Linked DNA regions of Homo sapiens: region 2 is linked to region 1. A link is a contact called in ENCODE Hi-C or POLR2A ChIA-PET data. All regions are on one chromosome and are shown on one strand. Each heading gives the region's core, a stretch centred on a gene start or an enhancer-like site at or near the end of the contact. The rest is flanking DNA. Distances are from core to core; before and after follow the strand shown.

Region 1 (2,908 bases), core at 369-2,868:
CCTTCTCAATTTCTTTCTTACAGAGGAAAAATATCTCCACTTTAGAGTTGTTGGGGTGGACTCTCTGCTGCCCCCGGTGGAGAGAAGCTGAACTGCTCCTATGTCTCCCTCACTCTTGTGCCAACCCTAAGGAGGCGCTAAGAAGTCTGGAGCTCTAAAAAGCGCTCACAGAAAACAAAGAAATAAAACTGCAAGCTTTTCCATGGAGATGCTCCTTTTGACGTTTCCAGACCTAGCACAGGGCATCCTGCATACTTCCACTACCTGTAGTCACGGGACCTGTGTCCAGGGAGGCACCGAGGGAAGAGAACACAGAGATGAAGGATTCCAACAACTTTTTCCCTGAATTATCATTTAATTCTTACTTCTGTTCTGTGATGGCTGGTCCCATCATCCTCATTCCATAGATGAGGAAATAGAGGTTAAAGAATTCTTCACCTCCCCAGCGACTTCTCTACTGAGGAGAGAGCAATGAGTTACAGAGAGGAACAGTGCTGCTTTGCTGTGGGGTCTCCCCAACTCCTTTCTCATGTCCCCTGGTCATGGCAGGTAAATGGGAGAGAAACCCACAGCCATGGCACTCCTGTCACCACGGTACCCCATGCAGGGAAAGCCAAGTGGCTACAGGTCGCCCGGAGTAGTAGGAGGAGTAAATAATCTGATATCAAGTGCTTTCTTATAGTCTGTTAAACAATTGTTGAATCTATGTTTTCCAGCAGAAGTACGTGCTTTTAAGCCGTGGTTTTTCCAGGAAGTGCTGACATTAACGTATATGACTATGTGTTTTATTCTTACACACAAACACACATAGCAATATCGATCTATTAATAATTGAAGGAGATTTGAAAAAAAAAGTCCAGATTCCATCCTACTGTCCAGTTTGATTTAAATGTGAATTCCAAAAAGCTAACATCATAACCAGACTAAAATAATAACCTCTTGCTTTATGTAAACTTTGAACAGATGACACATTGAATACCTGTGACTCAGAAATTTTTAATTTAAACTCTATGTTGTAAATTCAGCTTCCTAATAGGCCTTTGTGCCTCTACAGTGGTTTAAGGTGACTCACATCTTTCCCATAAATTATTTCAATTCAAACTCTCAAAAAATTCATTAAGTAGTGAAGGTAGGTGTTCGGTTTGTGTTGCTTTAAATAAAGACACTGAGGTTTTGGGAGGAAAATGTGGCCGTAACTTTTCATGCTGAATTTAGAGTCCAGGTTAACATATTTTCTACTAAAGCATGATGTATAGATGAGATAATCTGACTGAAATTAAGATTAGGCAGTTTGCTCTTTAAGTTTAATAGTTACAAGTTTTGTAGTTCACTAGAGGAATCGTGTCACTAATAAAAATATAAATTGAAAGAAATCAAATTGTATCATATAAAATATTTAAAATATAATTACTACTTTCAGTCTCTATTGTTTTGGGAACCCATTTGCTGTCAATGGTGGACAGCTGTGGGATTTTGCTTATACCAGGGAGTGCCCGTTTCCAGATTTTTCTGTCCTGTTTCCCTCTTTGTGAGCTTTGTGGTGGTGAATCATCCGTGCCTTGCCCCTAGTAGACATCATTCCATCATTGCCCAATGCGGAGCTCTGGGGTTAATGAGCAAACTCCACGTGCGAGACTCTGCTGCAAGCGCTCCAGGTGTATGCACTCATTTGATCCCCACGCAAAACAACCCTATGAGGTAGGCGCTATTATCATCATATTTTACAGATGAGGGTCTTGGTTGAGGTTAATTAAGAAGCTGAAGTTACATGACCAGTTAGTGGCAGGACGTGGTTAGAGCCCAGGTGTTCTGGATCCCCATCTCTTGCCATTAACGTCAGTGCCACACAGCCTGGCCTGTCACAGTGCCAGGGCGAGCTGTTGCATACACCCACAAAGGCGCTACACTTGCAGAATGACCCAGTTGCTCTTGTTCATTCTGAAAATAGTTTCAAAGTCAAACTACTTGTTCTGAAACCATTTATATTGATTTTGATCATATAATTTAATTTTGTAATTTGTAAATAGACAGGTTCAAATTAAGAAAGGCATTATCTTATTCAATTATGCCATGTTTAATAAAGAATACTCTGCCCAATTATCAAAGTAATGAGAGAGAAGATGAATTAGTTTGTCCACTTTCCCAGTGGGGCACAGTTGAGGAGTAAAACCTCAGTGGGTAGAGAGGGGCAACTAATCTCCTGTGGCCACTGTGTTATAGGGCATGATACTGTGCCTCCCTCCCTCAAGAAGCCTAGTGTCCAGCCGCTGGGAAGCCAGGCATCTGAAGTTGAATAACACTGTGGGACAGCAGGTGAGGGGGAAACAACCTCTGAGGGAGAACGGCGCAGAACAGAAGTGCGCTTCACAATGAAGGCAGAGCCCATGGAGTCTGTAGCAGGCAGAGGCCTTCGTGAAGATGCAGGCTGCAAACTGGGCTTCCAAGGTCCGTGAGTGCTGAGAGGAGGGTGAAGCCTGCCTGGCAGGGAGAGAAGCAAGGACAGAGGCGTGGATTGTTGGGGTAATGCATAGTGATTGGAAGATGTATAGAGATGGCTTCACAGAGAAAGGCAGGACCTAGGAGAGAAGTTCAAGATGAGATTAAAGGGTAAACGGGAGCCCAGTTCAGGAGGAACTTGAATAGTAGACTGGGTGAATGTTATTTTTTGAACTTTTAGAAAAAGAGGAGAACACAAATAGTTCTTGCATACCTCCTATGAGACAGTCATGGTACTTAGTGTTAGAAATACAGTCTCATTTAATTTTCATAAATCTTTAAACAGAGAGGTTTATTGCCATTTTACAAAAAAAGGGAACTGAGGTGGAAAGATGAGAATTAATGTGCCCCCAGTTCTTGCCAATTGGTACAAGCCATACATTGTGAGCTCCACTTTGCCTTTTTACACTGA
Region 2 (2,753 bases), core at 171-2,670, 77 kb after region 1:
TGTAAAGTTTGCTGTTCGTCTCATAAGTTTATCCTTATAGGTTATCTGATGCTTTTGTCTCACTGCACTTAGAATTATTTCCTTCATATTGACTTTAGATAGCTTCATGACTGTTTGCCATGGTGATGTCCTTTTTGCAATGAATCTTCCAGGAGTTCTTTGAGTTTCTTGTATTTGGATGTCTAAATTTCTAGCAAGGCCAGAAAAGTTTTCCTCAATTATTTTCTCACATAAAATTTCCAAGTTTTTGCTTTTTCTTCTCCCTCAGGAACATCAATGTTTCTTAGATTTGGCTGTTATATATAATCCCATATTTCTTTGAAACTTTGTTCATTTATTTGAAATCCTTTTTCTTTATTTTTGTCTGATTGGGTTAATTCAAATGTCATGTGTTCAAGCTCTGAAATTATTTTTTCTGCTTGATCTAGTCTGTTGTTAAAACTTTCCAACTGTATTTTCCTAAATGTGCCTTTCATTTCCAGAAGTTCTGATTGGCTTTGCTTTAAAACATCTATCCTTTAGATTTTTCAAATTCATATCCTGAATATGAATCATATTTTATTCACATTATAATTTCTTTATGGTGGCTTTCACCTTTATCTTGTACCTCCTTGAGTAACTAAATAATCAACATTTTGAATTCTCTATCTGATATTTCAAAGGTGTCATCTTGGTTTGGAGTCATTGCTATTCATTCATGATATTTTGGGGGTATTATAGAACCCTGTTTTTTTATATTGCCATAATTATTTTTCTTCTTTCTTTTCATTTGAGTGGACTATTTTTTCTAGTTATTTTTGAATTTATTTTTAATTCAACTGTTTTTGTTTAATTTCTTTTTTTTCTCCCTTGAAGATATGACTTTCATGAGTATACTTTATTGTAACCTAATTCAACTCTGGGTGCTTTTGGGGTGAAGATTATGTATGAGTTCCTTGGTGATAAAGAGTCTCTGTATGAGGGCTTATTCAGATGCTGGTTGTAATAACAATGTGGTTAGTGTGGGGCAGATTCACTGTCCTCTGTGGGGTTGAAATGGCAGAGGCCTCTTGAATCTTATCTTATTCCCCAGGGGTGTACATTTATTTATTTATTTTTTTCCCCAGTATTTTATTTGCTGTGTTGAACAGCTCAGGCTTCAGGCCAGTAAGAGAGGTGTCCATGGATAAAAAACATCAGTGGCTAAATCAGGTGGGTAAATGCAATACCCAATGGTGGGCAGAGGTCCCAGCCTTGACAGAGGCAGCTGGGGGAGCTCTCAATTGAAATACACTGAGATCTTTTCAGGGGGGATGTGTGGGAGCCAAGTCAGCTTCCTTTCCAGGCCAGCAGAAAAATGATCCACCTCTGAGTCACCCTCCTGACCCAGTGTTCCAGCTCTTCAACTGAGACAGGCATCTCTTTTTATCTGCAGGAATGTTGATGTTAGATGTAAAGCAGCACTGTGACTCAACCCCTTGTGCAACTCTGAACATGGAGGGGAGTCCTGTGAAGATGCACTGACCCTGAAGTGTTTCAGAAAGGCTGTCTATAGCTGTACCTAAGCCTTGATCATGTGAGAGAAGTCCTAGCTCTGTCTGCAGTGGTGGGCAAGGGGGACAAGAAGTCACCTTCTCCAAGACCCTTTTCAAGCACCAGGGTTGCCTGACTGTTGAATTAGGGCCATAGACTTTCCACACTGAGCCCAGCACTGCACTTGTGCCTCTGCTGAAAGATGCTTTCCATAGCAGAAAGTTCTGGGACTCAAGTCCTGCTGTCTGTATTTTTTTGTCCCTTGATGTGGTGTACTCCCCCTTCCCCTAGGAGTAGGAATCCCTGAAGAACAGACTACTGTGAATGCCACTGCTTCTCTGGGTCCAGCTTCCCCATGGGGTGAATGCAACACTCCAGGCTGGTGCTGGGGAATGCTTGCAAGTGATCCAGTGATGTGACCTGTCCTCAAGTCTCCCAGCAGTGGGAACAAGCACCAGCTCTTATGGGGTGACAGGGGAGTAACATAGACTCTGTAAGATTCCTTGGTTATAAACAGCCTTATTGTGTTGGCTTTCTCAAATGCCAGGAAGTCTCAAATGCCAGTAGTAATGAACTGGTCACATGGACAGACATAGGACCTCCTGGTTAGCCAGGATGATGCAGGCAGTGGTGATAGTTGAGGACACGCATAAGTTTTCTTCTTCCTAGGCACTTTGTTATCCAGGTCTCTCCCACAACACGTGGAAATTCAAGATGAGATTTGGATGAGGATACAGCCAAACCATATCACTCACCTAGCTCCCATACACTTGGCAAAGCAGGTCTCACAATCTCAATGTTTCTCTAGCAGCAGCTAGCTATGTTCCAGGCAGTTTGCACTCAGAACTCAAAACTTCCCCAGGCCATATGCCTTCCCCTGGAAGACCGAATCCTTGGCTTTTAGGCCATGCCTTTTCTGCTCAGCCAGCCAAGCAGGGACATTCAGCTCCAGTGCCCATGTTTACAGCCCACTTGCCACTTCCCCTTTGGTTCTGGATTATATCTAGAATCTCAATTGGGAGCTTCTTTTAACATGTGACCACCACCTGAGTTACCTGACAGACTTCCAAAACATCCCCTGTGAGGTTGGATCAGGAATGGCTTCCCTCCACATCCACTGGAGCCTGGGAGTGCATACAAAGAATATCCCAGTGCCGCTCCTTCTTACATGCTCCCACCACTCTCTAAATCAGCTCCAGTGCTGGGTAGGGTTAAGGACTTCCCCCATGGCCTGGATTGCC

Evidence for each region. A loop is a pair of places that touch in the nucleus more often than their neighbours do. ChIA-PET counts read pairs that join two places held with the same protein, here RNA polymerase II (POLR2A). Pooled maps may share reads with other maps.
Region 2: a map of IMR-90 shows a loop between it and region 1 (4-fold over the local background). The contact joins two enhancer-like sites. A Hi-C loop is called at or near these places in 2 of 168 maps with a recorded cell type or tissue (IMR-90 and MCF 10A) and 4 of 50 pooled maps. POLR2A ChIA-PET finds 5 or more read pairs at or near these places in 1 of 52 experiments (MCF 10A).

What each region holds. Positions count from the first base shown.
Region 1 is chr5:8,905,426-8,908,333 of GRCh38, reverse strand. No RefSeq gene overlaps it. Among named protein-coding and RNA genes, the nearest start is that of LINC02199, 67 kb to the right of the region's middle. Within about 2 kb of position 1,618, at least 4 of the 41 ENCODE cell types and tissues checked have a DNase peak (open chromatin) inside an H3K27ac peak, as active enhancers do.
Region 2 is chr5:8,828,103-8,830,855 of GRCh38, reverse strand. All of the region lies in intron 2 of LOC101929307 (a long non-coding RNA gene), which reads left to right. Among named protein-coding and RNA genes, the nearest start is that of LINC02199, 10 kb to the left of the region's middle. RefSeq lists an enhancer at 875-2,074. Within about 2 kb of position 1,420, at least 2 of the 41 ENCODE cell types and tissues checked have a DNase peak (open chromatin) inside an H3K27ac peak, as active enhancers do.